Regions from separate parts of the Homo sapiens genome. Here region 1 is linked to region 2. Evidence: chromatin loops called from intact Hi-C (ENCODE). Cell type or tissue: CD4-positive, alpha-beta T cell. All regions are shown on one strand.

Region 1 (8,000 bases), 590 kb after region 2:
CAACTACCTGATGGGAAGGTCATCCAGCTCCATGACCAGCTCTTTTCTTGTCCAGAGGCCCTCTTCTCTCCGTGTCATATGAACCTTGAGGCCCCTGGCATTGATAAGATATGCTTCAGCAGCATAATGAAATGTGATACAGGCCTGAGGAATTCCTTCTTTTCCAATATTATCCTTGCCGGGGGATCAACCTCTTTCCCTGGTTTAGACAAGCGGTTAGTTAAGGATATAGCAAAGGTGGCTCCTGCCAACACCGCTGTGCAAGTTATAGCTCCTCCAGAAAGGAAAATATCAGTGTGGATGGGAGGTTCTATTCTTGCATCCTTGTCTGCCTTCCAGGACATGTGGATCACTGCTGCAGAATTTAAAGAAGTTGGACCCAACATAGTACACCAAAGATGCTTCTGAAATACAGATAAAATGGTTGGAAGAAAATGTTTTGAGTATATGTGACAGAAAACTTTGGATATTATATGTTTCTGGGAGAAGAGAAAATACTTCACCTATTGGGATGCCAATATTTCTGTTGTATTTCTATAATGGGTTTGGGGGATAATAATGGTGAAGCTCAAGAACAGATGTCTATTGAGTAGAACCAAGTTAAAATAATGTTTCCCATAGTGTTTCTTCTATAACTTGACGTTGGTGAGCTTATATTTCCCTTGGAAGAGAGCATTTGTGGTACAATATGCTATGTGCCAAATGAGTGATAAGATTTAAGCTTATTGAAGTTTAGGGAAAGAAGGTTGCTGTGGTGAGGAACGAGACTCCATAGCAGAGGTATGCCATCATGGAAGGGGTGGCATTGGGATGGAGCGCAGATATCCAGGCAAGCATACTAAAATGAACAAGTTGCTAAAGATGAGAATGAACAAAGCATATTCAGGGCATGTTTAATAGACTGATTTTGTTTTTAAAATTTTTGTTTATGTATGTATTTATTCATTTATTTAGTTTTAGAGGCAGAGTCTTGCCCTGTGTCCCAGGCTGGAGTGCAGTAGTGCAATCATAGCTCACTGCAGCCTCCAACTCCTGGGCTCTGCCCTCAGCCTCCCAAGTAACTGAATCCACAGGTATGCACCACCACGCCTAAGTTTAGACTGATTTTGTTCAAGTCAAGAGCTCATATAGAGCAGAACAAGCGCTATGACTAGCAAGGTTAAGTGAAGGCCAGGGACTGAAAGGCTTAAAGTGCTAAATATCCAATATGCAAAGGAGAGAAATTAAAGATTTAAAAGCAGGAGCCATAAGGAAACTATGTTATGATGAATGTGATAGTTTGGAGAATAAATTGAATGAGGAAGGCCCTGGAGATTTGGTGATCAGTTAGAAAGTTACTAGTCCACATATAAAGTGCCAAGTCTTGTACTCAAGATTATAAGCAATAGGAATTTAAAAAAAGAAATTATGAAAACTGACAAGATTTAGTGCCTACTTAGATATGAAGGGGAAAGAAGGGTTTGAGATAATGTGGGATGCTAAGAGAATGGTGGTAGTGTTGACATATAACTCAAAGCATTTAGCATCTACTCTATGTAAGGTACTGTGCTAAGTGCAATAGTGCTAAAAACAGGAGTCAGATTCTGTCCGTAAAAAACTTTACAACCTGGCAGATGCTATGAAAGAAAAAGGGGATGGGAGAGAGAGAAGGAGGGAGAGAGATGGAGAGGGAGATATTTTACTTTTCTTTCAGATCGAGGACCGACAGCGACAACTCCACGGAGTTTATCTAACTGAATACGAGTAAAACTTTTAAGATCATCCTGTCATTTATATGTAAAACTGCACTATACTGGCCATTATAAAAATTCGCGGCCGGGTGCGGTGGCTCATACCTGTAATCCCAGCACTTTGGGAGGCCGAAGCGGGTGGATCACTTGAGCCCTGGCGTTCGAGACCAGCCTGGGCAACATGGTGAAACCCCCGTCTCTACTAAAAACACAAAAACTAGCTGGGCGTGGTGGCAGGCGCCTGTAATCCCAGCTACTCAGGAGGCTGAGACACGAGAATCGCTTGAACCCGGGAGGCAGAGGTTGCAGTGAGCCGAGATCACGCCACTAGACTCCATCCAGCCTGGGCGAAAGAGCAAGACTCCGTCTCAAAAAAAAAAATCGTTACAATTTATGGTGGATTACTCCCCTCTTTTTACCTCATCAAGACACAGCACTACTTTAAAGCAAAGTCAATGATTGAAACGCCTTTCTTTCCTAATAAAAGGGAGATTCAGTCCTTAAGATTAATAATGTAGTAGTTACACTTGATTAAAGCCATCCTCTGCTCAAGGAGAGGCTGGAGAAGGCATTCTAAGGAGAAGGGGGCAGGGTAGGAACTCGGACGCATCCCACTGAGCCGAGACAAGATTCTGCTGTAGTCAGTGCTGCCTGGGAATCTATTTTCACAAAGTTCTCCAAAAAATGTGATGATCAAAACTAGGAATTAGTGTTCTGTGTCTTAGGCCCTAAAATCTTCCTGTGAATTCCATTTTTAAGGTAGTCGAGGTGAACCGCGTCTGGTCTGCAGAGGATAGAAAAAAGGCCCTCTGATACCTCAAGTTAGTTTCACCTTTAAAGAAGGTCGGAAGTAAAGACGCAAAGCCTTTCCCGGACGTGCGGAAGGGCAACGTCCTTCCTCATGGCCGGAAATGGAACTTTAATTTCCCGTTCCCCCCAACCAGCCCGCCCGAGAGAGTGACTCTCACGAGAGCCGCGAGAGTCAGCTTGGCCAATCCGTGCGGTCGGCGGCCGCTCCCTTTATAAGCCGACTCGCCCGGCAGCGCACCGGGTTGCGGAGGGTGGGCCTGGGAGGGGTGGTGGCCATTTTTTGTCTAACCCTAACTGAGAAGGGCGTAGGCGCCGTGCTTTTGCTCCCCGCGCGCTGTTTTTCTCGCTGACTTTCAGCGGGCGGAAAAGCCTCGGCCTGCCGCCTTCCACCGTTCATTCTAGAGCAAACAAAAAATGTCAGCTGCTGGCCCGTTCGCCCCTCCCGGGGACCTGCGGCGGGTCGCCTGCCCAGCCCCCGAACCCCGCCTGGAGGCCGCGGTCGGCCCGGGGCTTCTCCGGAGGCACCCACTGCCACCGCGAAGAGTTGGGCTCTGTCAGCCGCGGGTCTCTCGGGGGCGAGGGCGAGGTTCAGGCCTTTCAGGCCGCAGGAAGAGGAACGGAGCGAGTCCCCGCGCGCGGCGCGATTCCCTGAGCTGTGGGACGTGCACCCAGGACTCGGCTCACACATGCAGTTCGCTTTCCTGTTGGTGGGGGGAACGCCGATCGTGCGCATCCGTCACCCCTCGCCGGCAATGGGGGCTTGTGAACCCCCAAACCTGACTGACTGGGCCAGTGTGCTGCAAATTGGCAGGAGACGTGAAGGCACCTCCAAAGTCGGCCAAAATGAATGGGCAGTGAGCCGGGGTTGCCTGGAGCCGTTCCTGCGTGGGTTCTCCCGTCTTCCGCTTTTTGTTGCCTTTTATGGTTGTATTACAACTTAGTTCCTGCTCTGCAGATTTTGTTGAGGTTTTTGCTTCTCCCAAGGTAGATCTCGACCAGTCCCCTCAACGGGGTGTGGGAGAACAGTCATTTTTTTTTGAGAGATCATTTAACATTTAATGAATATTTAATTAGAAGATCTAAATGAACATTGGAAATTGTGTTCCTTTAATGGTCATCGGTTTATGCCAGAGGTTAGAAGTTTCTTTTTTGAAAAATTAGACCTTGGCGATGACCTTGAGCAGTAGGATATAACCCCCACAAGCTTAGCGTTCCAATAACGGAACACTAGGCATAATGAAAGACGGAAAAGAAATTTATTCCACACCCCCCACCCCCAACCCTCCCAGCCGGCAGTCTCCCACAAGAATTGGCTCTGATTTCCTTTAAGAAAATAAGCTAATGGCCCACTAGGTTGAAAGAAACAAACAGGCCATTCTGCCCACTTATCACGACAAGGTAATTCCGTCCCAAATCCATACCTTCAATTCCTTAGGATCATCTGGGGGTAGTTGCCAAGAGAGAGAGCAGCCAGGGGTGTGTATATAAAGGCCCACCTTTAGGGTGATAGCCTGAATCCTGATGATTGAAAGTCAGAAGTCAAGACCATGTCAGTAAATTTATGAACATGTATATTTGTAGCTTTTTAACCTATTACCTAAGTAGGTCCCCTGGAATTGTCTAGCAGATACATTTCTTAGCACTATTAGAATTAAGAAATGTAAAAAAACCTCTAGAGTCCACTGTTGCTGGTAATGTTCTCTAAATAAGGAAAAATATTTTTCCTATCAGCATGGTTTTGTGGAAAAGTAAGGAATGATTTTGCCAAGAACTTGTCTAGAGTCTTGAGGAAGTAGCTCAGCTTCAGTAAGCCTCAGTTTACTCAAGGTGATCTAAGATCGCTTTTTCTTCTCTTTCTTTTGAGACGGAGTCCCACTCTGTCACCCAGAGCTGGAGTGCAGTGTCCCCATCTTGGCTCACTGCAACCTCTGCCTCCTCGGTTTCTAGCGATTTTCTCTCAGCCTCCCAAGTAGCTGGGTTTACAGGCACACACCACCATACCCGGCTGATTTTTTTGTATTTTCAGTAAAGTTGGGCAGGCTGGCCTCGAACTCCTGACCTCAGGTGATCCGCCCGCTTCTGCCTCCCAAAGTGCTGGGATTACAGGCGTGAGCCACCGTGCGGGGACTAAGATCCCTTTTGCAAGGGCGGGGACTCCTTGAACTACAGACAAGTGCATGTCTTTTGTTCTTACTCCATCTAGTGGTACTTTTGCTTCTCCACATTTACAACATTTGTGGTGGTGCAGGGCCGTGAAGCAAGAATGGCCACAGACTGGGAATGTTTTTCTTTCATTTTTAAAAAGAAAACAGTGATTTAATACATTCAATTTAAAAATAAGTCCATAGTTGTTTTCTAGCTCATATTTGAAGTCGTCCCTCTGACATGTCTATTACAAACAGTCCAAAGGACAATTCTTAGTATTATAAACATTAAATATATTGTTTCTTTTTGGTAAAATGATTAAGTTATATAATTCTAGAGTAAAGACGGCCAGTCATCCTGGATGACCATACAGGTCATCCAGTGAGATAATTTATGTGAAAACTTTCTGTACATAATAATTATTGCAAAAGTGACTTCTTACTGCCACCGATTTGAGTGACTCTAGCAGATGAAGAAACTGCTGCGGAGAGGGGTTTTAGTTACTTGCCTAAGTTATTTACTTGCCTAAGTTAATTTTTTTGCAGAGTTGTGACCAGAAGCTAGGCTTCCCAAGTTCTAGTCCAGTGTTCTGTTCACTGTATTGCACCCTAAGTCTTTGTTGGTTAACCTGGGGCAGATGGTTAGCATTAACTCCATCGTCACTTTCTGGTTTAAAATAAAATAACCTCCTTAATGGTTGTAACCTTGGTTTCCACCCCACATCCACTCCCGCCCTAATACTCTTCGATGTGATTTTGTGCTGTGTGTGTTTCACTTTTTTACAAGTACAGTTGATTCTAGTTATTTGCAGTAGTTACATTCTGTGAAGCCTCTGTGAACACTGGATTAGTGAATACTGAACCATTGCTCCCAGAGGAATTACGGGATTAGGTTCCTGGGAACATTCGGTCACAACATTTTTGTCAAAGAATCGATACATAATCTTGTGTGTGTTTCTGTTAAAGACATCCTAAAGTATGTTGTTGATTCATTAGCACTGAACTCATATTCAACAACACTATCACTTAAGCCTGAATGAAGGCTAACACAAGTATTTTTTTTCTGTAAGACACATCACAGCTTTCTTGTGCTTAGGAACGCTAGACAGCACTTAAGCACTATGATTGGGGGTCATTTTAAACAGCACAGTCACCAACTAAAAGCATACAAATGTGAAAAACTTGCCATTAAATAGACCAGAAATAGGACACTTGTTTATAGTGTCCTTTTTGGACTACAAAGGCAAAAGAGAACCTATGTGTTGGGGAAATCAAACTTTTCAGGGCTCTGCACATGCCCATGAATGACTATGAAAGCACTGCAGGTATTGCTTTTGAGATTATAAACAATTTCGGTGACTAGGTGAATCCACAAATACAGAATCTATGAATATTGAGGGTTGACTGTACTTCAAGGTCTATGTGACAGCTGTATCTGAGAGAGACTACAGATGTCCACATGGTTCCTGAGGTACTTAGGGCTTGTTTCATGCCTTTTATATTATTTAAACCAGTGATTCTCAAAGGGGTATAGTGAGAGAAAGGGTATATGAAGTTTGCAAATGACGATACTTGTTCTCTTTATTTTGTTACTTAGGTTGTATTTCACATGAAGGATGTGAGAATTTTATGCGTATGAAGGAAGCATTAGCTTTAAAAATACTGAGAAACATGCTTTTTCTTTTGTCCTTCAGAATGAGGGGCTTCCTTTGTAAGGTCTGGAGTTGGTTATGGGTTTTGACTCTGAGGATGACATTGAGTTTTAATTCAGCTTGTCCTGGTTCTGCAGTCAAAAATTCCATGTTAGCCTGGCTCGAGACTTAAGAGACAAATAGATGGCACAGGCACAAGCGTGTGTACACATGCACCCACCGTCATACAAAGTGTAAGGGAGGAGTGGTTTTAAATAAGATGAGAATGAAGTGACAAAAGGTAACTGTCATTCCTTCATGTTCATTCTTTTAAGGTAATAATATGTGATGGAAGTAAAAACAGCGAAAATACCCAAGAATTAGCCCAGGATATGCAAATTTAAATGTCTGCAGTGGACAGAAAGGAAACAAAGAAGTGAATCACACTGGGAATAAGAAAATGGAGACTATAGAGATGGTAGGGAGAATGAGCTTCCCTTTTTAAGGAGGCAGCAATCTTACAGAAATTGAGCCTAAAATTGTCAGTATTGCAAGAGAAGACAAAAATTCAGATTTTTATGTCAACACCACTGATTATAGAATGTTGGTAGCTAAATTGAAATAAAATTTAAATATTATATAAGTGCATGGTAAAGAATTTGGATGGCTTTTGTTCCTGAACCCTGGGAAGTAGCCTCTAAACCCTTGGAATTCACCAAGAATGGTGGGAGTGTCTTTTCTTGGTAGGCCTCTTGGACTAGACCCAATAGTTTACACTAACGAGATGACTCATGACTGGGGGTTGGTCAGCCATGTGATTAGAGTGTTGGGGCTTTGGGCCCCATGATACTAGCCCGACCTCTTGAGAGACTTGGAGCCACATGTCTGAGCCTTATGACTAGTGATTCATCCAATCATGCCTGTAATGAAGCCCCAATAAAAACTCTGGACACACTGAAGCTTGGATGAACGTCCGTGGTTGGCAGTACTCAGTGTGCTAGGAGGAAAATGTGTCCCTGAGGACATGAGGAGAGGGACAATGGAACCTTCTTTCTGGGACCCTCCCAGACCTCACTCTATGTGTCTCTCCCTTTGGCTGGTTTTGATTTGAATCCTTTTGCTATAATAAAACCATAATAATAACTATAATAAACATCCTTTTGCTATGATAAAACTGTAATAAAACCGAAATAACACTTTCCTGAGTTCTCTAAGTCATTCTACTGAATTATGAAACTTGAAGGGGTAGTGGGAACCCCTAAATTTGTAGGCAGCTTGTCAGATGTAAGGATGGCCTGGGGACCTCCTAGCTTAGGTTGTTGATAGCTGAAGTCATTGCAATGCACCAATAAAAAAACGTTTTGAGATAAAATCTGGTCTATTATAGGCTATTAATTTGCGACCTTTGGCCTAGGCAAATTTAAGCATTCCTGAGTGCTTTCTCTAGAAGGGTGAGGGTTTGGACCATCCTACCAGTTTGAGGCCTACCCAAAATAAATGTATTTGAGAGGAGTTTACACTGGTGGTATCTGTTATAGGTTTCTGGGAATATCACTAAAGAGAAGTTTCAAAATTAAATTTTAATAATATTCTGAAAATAGTAGTGCTAATCCTTCACGTATAGGGGTTAGGGTATTTCTTCCAGTGGTTCTGCCTGAGGGGTGGGCCTGTTTTTCAGTGTCCAT
Region 2 (8,000 bases):
TCCAAACATAGAAACATCAGAAATCATAGGTGTATCTCTGAAAAATGCTGTTTTGAGCCCACGGGAATTGTGGCCATTGTACCATTTGCAAATGGAGATAACACCAAAGCGCAAATTATCGAGTCCTAGAAAAACAACAGATGTAGTGGTCAAGAAGCAAGATGTGTGCCAAAGAGGATAAGAAAAAGAAGCCCTGGCTGGACACAGGGGCTCAAGGATGTAATCCCAGCCCTTTGGGAGGCCAAGGTGGGCGGATCACGCGGTCAGGAGTTCAAGACCAGCCTGGCCAACATGCTGAAACCTGGCCTCTACTAAAAGCACAAAAAAAAAAAAAAAAGAAGCCCTAACTCCTCCACTCCCTGGCTACATAATTTTGGGAAAGTCATTTTATCTCTCTGAGCTTCATTCACTTTATCTGTAAAACGGAATAATAGTCTTACTTCTCTCACAGGATGTTTGGAAAGTCAAATGAGGAAACATACTGCAAAGCACTTTATGGCCTAAAAACTGCAATACAAATATATCAATCGGTATTTTGTTGTTGTTGCATGAGCAATGTTCAACATACAGGTTAAGTTACACACTAAACATAGAATTTTCATTTCAAAGTAAACCATTACCATTATTAAAAATTGATATAAAAAACTTGCCTTGGATTGATTTCTCTTTCCACTTCTCATGCTAAACTTCTCCTTCATTTCTTCTAAAATTATCTTCAGTTTCTTTTCTTCAGGTGTTCCTAAGTATTTTTGGTTCACATGAAGATAGCAATGCCATTTAGCTGATTCAAAGCCCCAGTGGCAAGTTCTTTTGTCAGGTGATCTGTGAGAATGCATCACAAACGTCTGGGGTGCAAACATTCCACAACACTCCAGACATTGAATACACGGAGCATCAGGCTGAACATAAAACTGGGGTGCAAATAAACCCTGACATTTGCCTAGGCATTCATGCTCCACTTCAAAGGCACTGCCAGTTTCCTTTAACTGGGCCAATGAGCTTTTAGCAGGAAGTACGCTACCATTTTGAGGAAAAGTTCGTGGCCGCAATAAAGCATTACATAATCTTTGTGCATCAGTTAATGTAATCAGCCCACAGGATGGGGCATTGAATGGAAGTATGCCCAGTACCTTTAAGATATGAAGCTGGTCTGAAGTACACCTTGAACAATATATGTACAGTTCATCACACACTGTATTTATTTGCTGGAGTGTAAATTCTCGGAGAACAGAATTTAAGACTTGGGGCAAACAGAGTCTCTTTTCTCCTCCAACTTGAAAACAAGAAATAGATTCCCCTTCCAACACAGTCTGAGTGAGTTCTGTGGAGCTATCTGAAGGGATGAGCAATGGGCCAGGAAGAACCTGAGGTGATGGAAGAGGCAGAAATACAGTAGGCGACATGCTTTCTTGGGAATGCCGAGCAGAAAATGCTGCTGGTCCACCCAGCGAGCTCTGACTACTTAAATGGAATTGTGCCAATGTGTGTTTCAAACTGGGATTTAAATGCAAAGTTTCAGGAACAGAAGTACAGGTTCGCTTAACATGCTCTCCATCAGTTTCCACTGGTGCTTCTCCATAGTCATCCAAGTGTTCCTTCTTAACTGTTGGCACCTTGTTTATCGTTTTTCCATTTGCATGAATGTCCGTTATCATTTTTTTCGCTGGGGGGCTGCCATCATCTCCCATCCCATTCAGTTTTTTAGTTGAGCCCTGAACCAAGGAGAAATTTGTCTGGAGGTTTTCCATGGTACACTCTTCTGTTAAATAATTAAGTCTGAGATTAGCATTTCTATTTAGTTGCTTATTTGAAAAGAGGAAAGTAATGAATGGATACAAATGCCTATCGTAACTTACTCTCAAACTTTCAAAGCGAGAGCCCCTTAAATTAATAAATTTTGCGACTTAGTTTTGGTTCTCCTTATAATCTGGTATAATTTCACTACAAATCCTATAAAATTGTTCGTTTTGCCTCTAATAATAAAGAAAAGAGGCACACCTCTGAGGATGCCTTTGTTTTCTTGAATTCTTCAGATATACATATTAAAATAAAGTTACCAATTTCTCAATTAAAGATGTCCAGGGTCAATGCAATGGTCTGGTTTGTTTTAACCAAAACACATGAAAAGTTTATGCCATTCCTTGTGCCATAAAATCTAGACTCAAACACAAGTCAAAATGATGCAACCAAATTTAATCTTTACCACCAAGGAAACCAAAAAGGAGGGCAGAGGGAGTATTTCCTCTAAAAATGATGGTCTGCTGGTCTGTGCTGAAAAACTGAAGACGTGTGTAAATCCTCACACCAGTAAGAACAGCCTCCGACTTAAAAAATTGCCCAGTTATCTTCAAGGATTATAGTTCATTCTTCTTTTAATTAATCTGGAAGAAGAGAAGGGGGGTTGGGGAAGAGTTACATTTGAATTTGCTCCAGAGGCCAAAGGGCCAATTTGAAACCAGTTTCTTTTATTTTTTTTTTTTTCTTTTTTTTACGGAGTCTCGCTCTGTCGCCCAGGCTGAAGTGCAGCGATCTCGGCATACTGCAACCTCCGCCTCCCGGGTTCAAGCAATTTTCCTGTCTCAGACTCCGGAGTAGCTGGGACTACAGGCACAAGCCACGACACCCGGCTAATTTTTTTGTATTTTTAGTAGAAACGGGGTTTCACCATATTAGTCAGGCTGGTCTTGAACTCCTGACCTCAGGTGATCCGCCCGCCCGGGCCTCCCAAAGTGCTGGAATTACAGGCGTGAGCCACCGCACCCGGCCGAAATCAGTTTCTTAATCTTAAACTGAGTTCAGTTTACCAAGGTGAAGCTTGAGTGATTTCTTTAAATCTAACACCAGTTTACTAGAAGAACATTCATTTAAATAGGAAAGCAATTTGGAGTTGCGTAAAGCGAGCAATAATATAACATAAAAGGCCTTTCGAGTTCAGAATATGAAGACTCTTAAGCAGATCATCTCAATTAGTAGTACCGGGGCTTTCTCAGCTATGCCATTTTAAGGGAGGGAAAAAAATCCATTACTTCATCTCCTATTTAAAAACAAAACAACAGTTTCATCCAAAAAAATCAGATAGGAGTTAACATATCTACCATATGTAACTAAGTTACAATTTTAAGTGGATTAATTCAGCTAGTCCGTGTACACTATTTTTCTGGAATGACTGCAGGCAAAAATTAACTTTCTCTTAAAAAAAGGTTAGCGATTTTACTTAATGGAAGCCAAAAGCTATAGACTCCACGCCTGGGAATCTCCATCCTTCAACAAGACTAATCCGGGACAAAAAGCACAAGGCAGACAAACCTCACAAAGAATGCAAATGGAGGAAGAGGGAAAAAGAAAAGACTCTTTTTCCACTTCCTTCTTGAGAGAAAAGCCAAAAGAAATCCAATAAATAGAAATTTTTGCTTCCCAAACTCTCAGCACTTTACCTTAAAACAGACCCAAAGGATTAAGGACCAATGCCACCAACCATCGTACAGACTTTCGTCCACCACAGGAACACACCTTACTCAACACAGGCCAAGGAAGAGAGCAAGAGGCATGACCTAGAATGGGGGAGCCCCTAAAACCCTGAAGTCCTCCGCCCACTCAAAGCCACCCACCTATCTCTAACCCGGAGAGAGGGAGAACAAGGGACACGGGAAGCCTGGGGGTGGGTGTGCAAGGGGGTGGAGGGAAGTAAAGGGAGGAGTCCCCCCACCCCCACCGGCGAGCCTGGGATAACCCCAAGTGCCCTCCCAACACCGCCCCCCCGCGGGGGCCGCGGGAAGGACTGTGGAAATCCACCCCCCCGCGCACCCTCTCCCTGGGAAGTTCTCGGGTGTCACCTCAGCGCCCCTAATGCTGCACCTCCCCGCGCCAGCCCCGGGCCAGAACGAAGAGGACACCAGGGCAGTTTAGGCGCCGGGCGCGGATCCCTGCGCCGCCGGGGGCTGACGGACCGGGTCGAGACCAGGGCATCCCCGCGGAGCGCTGCTGGACTGGGGGAGGGGGGCGGTGACGGGCGTCCGGGTCTCCGGGGTCCCCGCGGCTCCCGTCAACTACAGCGCCCTGCCCTGCCGGCGCCCACCGCCTGGGGCCAACGAAGCGTGATCAGCCGTGGAACACCCGCCTAGCGACCCCCTCTGGCCCCGACCCCACCCGGGACCCGCGCATCCAAACCCCCTACTCGGGCCTCGGTGCCCGGGTAAGCTCGACGAGCTTTGTGAATTCCCCACCGCCCCTGTCGCCGCCGTCGGGCTCCTAGGAGGGTGAGCGCCTCTGGCCTCCCGCCGCCTCCGCCGCGTCGCCGCCGTAAGCCGGAGCCGCACCTGTGCCCGCCGCCGCCGCCGTCGCCGCTCGCCCGCTCCCTTCGGCTGTGCCGGCGCGGCTCCGAACCCCACACACATCGCTACACACAGCCCTCTGACGTCACCGAGTCCTCGGCCCGCCCACGTCACTGCGGAGACACACAGCTTCCCGCAGACGCCGCCGCCGTCTCCGGCCGCCCGGGGGAGAGCGAGGGCGGCGGGGAGGGGGAGGGGAAGGGAACGGAGCCAGCGGCGGCGCCGCGCGCGCGGGCCCGCCGGCGTCGTCGCCGCCGCCGCCACTTCGCGGCTCCCGGCCCCCTCGTGGACGCGCGTGCCGTCTGGCCTATTGTGGCTCCTCAGAGCGCCCCCCTGGCCCCGTCGTCTCGCGCGCGTGCCCCTCCCCCCAGGCGCGCGCCCGGCGCTTCTGGCCCCGCGCGCCGTCTGGGAAGCTGGCGCGCGGCGCTGTCTGCGGTGCACCCGGCGCAGACAGGATGTTCCCTCCCCACCCCACCCTCACCGCCGCCCTCCCTCCTTCCTTCCTCTAGTCGCCCAGCCGGCTGTCTGGGGCCACCGCCCCGCCCCCGCCCCACCCGCCGCTCTGTGGTGATGGGCCAGACGCGGGGGCGCCCTGGCCGCTCGGACGCCGCGCAGCGGGGAAGAGGGGGCAGGGCAGCCGCGCGGTGCACTGTGCGCGACCCCAGCAGCCGGCAGGGCGGAGGCAGTGCCCGCCCGGCAGAGTGCCGCCGCCCGAGGTCAGGCACGGGCGACCCTCCCCCTGCGGGGCCGCAGCTGGGCCGCCCCGCCCCGGAGGCAGCCGGGCGGCGGCCGCCCTGCAGGGCCCCCGGGGCCGGCTCTGCTCCCCGCCCCCGCGGGACCTCCCTCCTGGGCTGCCCCTCGCCCCCGCGGGGCCTCCTGCCCGAGGGCCGCCCAGCCAGCTGCCGGCGCTCCGCCCCGCCCCGGCGGCCCCGGCCTCGCCCGGGCGGCCTCCACCCAGACGCCTTCCCCTGGCTGACCTCCATCCGCCATCGGGCCGGGCGGGAGGGGTGGCCAAAGTTCCGGCAAAACCGAGAGCAAACATTTCTGTCCCTACTCCCCAGCCTCCTGCCTCCACCCCACCAGGCTGCTCTCTCGGTTCCAGAAGGGAGCTATAAATTAAAGGTTTTTACAGTGTTTACTGAGGGTGTTTTTTTGTGTGTGTGTTTTTTTGGAGAGGGACGAGACGAGGTAGGGAAGATAGGACTCAAGAGCTTTCCGGCTGTGACCCTCTGAGGCGTGTAGGGTGGTCTTCCTGGTTCCCAGGGTAGCCGATTAGCATATTGAACTCTGCAGAGCTGCTCCGTCACATTTCGAAACACCAAGAAATCCCCTTTTCTCCACCCCACCACAAGATCAGGAACTGAAATAGTCCACCGAGTAGCAGTGCACAAAATTCAGGAGACTCGAGCTTTGTCCCTTTTTTCCCCCCCATTTTCGTCCAATTTCTTCTAGTTTTACTGCTTCGGGTTGTTCCTGTGGGGGCCCACATTTGCAGTCGGCCGGCTGGAAATACTCTTGTGCTCGTACTTTTTATTTTTTTTTTCCTCACAACAGGCCTCCGAAAGGCTCACAAGCCTCTCAATCCCCACCACTCCCCGCACCCCCACCCAAGTTCCCTTCCTTAGGCCTCCACCGCCGAGCTCCCAGGTCGTGCCCCCTCTCCACCCCGCCCCCCCACCTTTTCTTCCTTCTTGACTGCCTCCTTTCCTGAACATGAATAATTCCACAGCACTTTCCATCTGTTATTGCCATAGAGACAGAAGCGTGGCAAAGATAATGATGTTCTGTGCAGAGCCAGTGGGGGAAAAACAGCATCTGCGAGTCTAGGGGGATAGATTTTCTAACTGTGAGAATATTCAGAAGGCCTAGCTGAAGATCTGATGTGAAGACTGGACAGTCCTGAAACTTGGCACCAGGTCAACTCTCAGCACCTGGCTCCTGTGTCTAGCCAGAAGTAACAATTTTTAGAAACCAACATGACTGGTTAATAAAAAAGTAATTCCAAAACTGCAATTATTAATAAATGTTTAGCAGTCATTTTACCAGCCATAAGAATAATTACTTGCTAGCATGTCCAAGGACGAAGATAAATTGGACAGTAAATAGACTTTTGAGAAATCAAACACATTAATCCGCCTCCCCGTTCTGTTGATTTGCATTCCTCAGAAATCTGTTTTTGAGAGATCTTTCATGCCTGTGATTTTAAGTGCAATGGTTTGACAAATAGTGACCGGCAAATATGACTAGAACCAATCAAATTTGAGGGCATTTATTTTTCCCTTATTGGTCAAAGTACAAAATGCATCAAATTAAAATCATTTTGTCCTTGAATTCCCAAACCTCAAAGGTACGCGTTTGAAAGCAAGTGAAACTGAACGGGGTCCATTTATACATAGATCTGAGGCAGATGGGGAGGCTCACAGGAAGGCACATTTTTGCAGGCCTACTTAAGGATTTTCAGAAGTTATCAGTAAAATTGATTGTATGTATCATACGACATTGAACACAAATGATAATGGTTCTTTATTCCAAATACAGAATTGCACAGACACAGAAAATGCAGGCCTTAGAAAAAATAAGCACTGCGAGGTAATGAATTTTGTAATTCCACAGGCTCATGGTCTTCATCAGTGTCGAAAAGTCAATTAAAGGATTGGTCAACAAATAGTTATGTAGTTATTAGGTGGATTTTGCATGACCTCCCACCTCACCTTCTTGGCTGCCAGCAGGAGTTGAGCAAGACCACCATGAGAGTGTGCTTGTCTGCGCATGAGAATTTCAAATGATTGGGGGTGGGGACTACCTATTGTTTCATCTTCTTCCATTAAATAGTACAGATACAAGATCCAAATTAACTGGTACTAGGTAGTCTAGAATGTCTTCTTCGTTAATTATGGCTGTCTGATAACAGAGACCAAGAATGGAGAGGTTACAAACTCGAAGGCCAGCTCTGTTCTGTGACCTGATAAATAGTTTGAGGCAAATGCTTTTCTTTTGTCTCCATTTACTGATCTGTTGATAATGACCCACTAATATTAATTACAAAGAAGATGGAAATGAGAAAGGATAGGGTAAGATGCAAAAATTCAACATAAATTATTTTTATTTTTATGAAGGAGGGGGAAGAAATTCAAATGTTAATTGAGCATGCAAACACTGGCTTGTGTTTGCATTTACACCTTCTGCTCTTTTCCAAAGAAAAGAAACCAGTTATGGTCTCTGATGGTCCTTCTGCCAAAGTCCTCCTTCCTTGAGCCTCGATTTAAAAAAATGTGTTTAAAAGGTTTTGTTTTGTTTGTTTAGCAGCAAGTCAAATGCTAGGAGGTCAGTTTCACAAAAGAATGTCAACCATTTCCTTTTCCATCTCATTTTTTTCCTGTAGCTTTTCGTTAATTTCTTTTTTTCGGAATTATGATCTTTAACTTTTTTTTTTCTTCTTTTGAGATGGAGTCTGGCTCTCTCACCCAGTCTGAAGTGCAGTGGTGCTAGCTCCCAAGTGGCTGGAACTACAGGCGCGCACCACCACGTCTGGCTCATTTTTTGTATTTTTGTAGAGAGGGGGTTTCACCATGTTGGCCAGGCTGGTCTCGAACTCCAGACCTCAGGTGATCTGCCCGACTTGGCCTCCCAAAGTGCTGGGATTACAAGCGTGAGCCACAGCACCCGGTC

The links. Peaks named below come from ENCODE experiments on the same cell type or tissue, not always from the same donor. Only the 100,000 strongest peaks of a DNase experiment are listed, where the experiment ranks them.
Region 1: it touches region 2 in a loop (11-fold over the local background); 28 of 110 quality-filtered maps call a loop at or near these places.

Annotation. Positions count from the first base shown.
Region 1 is chr3:169,759,840-169,767,839 of GRCh38, reverse strand. It overlaps ACTRT3 (actin related protein T3), which reads left to right. Exons shown (of 2, transcript NM_032487.5): 2 at 1-919. The coding sequence ends at 408. It also overlaps TERC. Among named protein-coding and RNA genes, the nearest start is that of ACTRT3, 5.7 kb to the left of the region's middle. RefSeq lists promoters at 2,344-2,848, 1,982-2,848, a silencer at 2,840-3,099 and enhancers at 2,612-3,151, 3,310-3,399. In CD4-positive, alpha-beta T cell, a CTCF peak has its summit at 4,716 (motif pointing left); DNase peaks (open chromatin) are centred at 2,679, 3,269 and 4,709; H3K4me3 peaks cover 1,907 bases; H3K27ac peaks cover 2,105 bases.
Region 2 is chr3:170,354,080-170,362,079 of GRCh38, reverse strand. SKIL (SKI like proto-oncogene) reads right to left here and starts at 4,365. Exons shown (of 7, transcript NM_005414.5): 1 at 4,317-4,365; 2 at 651-2,381. The coding sequence starts at 1,748. RefSeq lists enhancers at 1-273, 5,693-5,792 and silencers at 3,783-3,852, 3,943-4,072, 4,123-4,352, 4,513-5,412. In CD4-positive, alpha-beta T cell, a CTCF peak has its summit at 3,739 (motif pointing left); DNase peaks (open chromatin) are centred at 3,739, 4,419, 4,769, 5,159 and 1 weaker place; H3K4me3 peaks cover 2,106 bases; H3K27ac peaks cover 1,062 bases.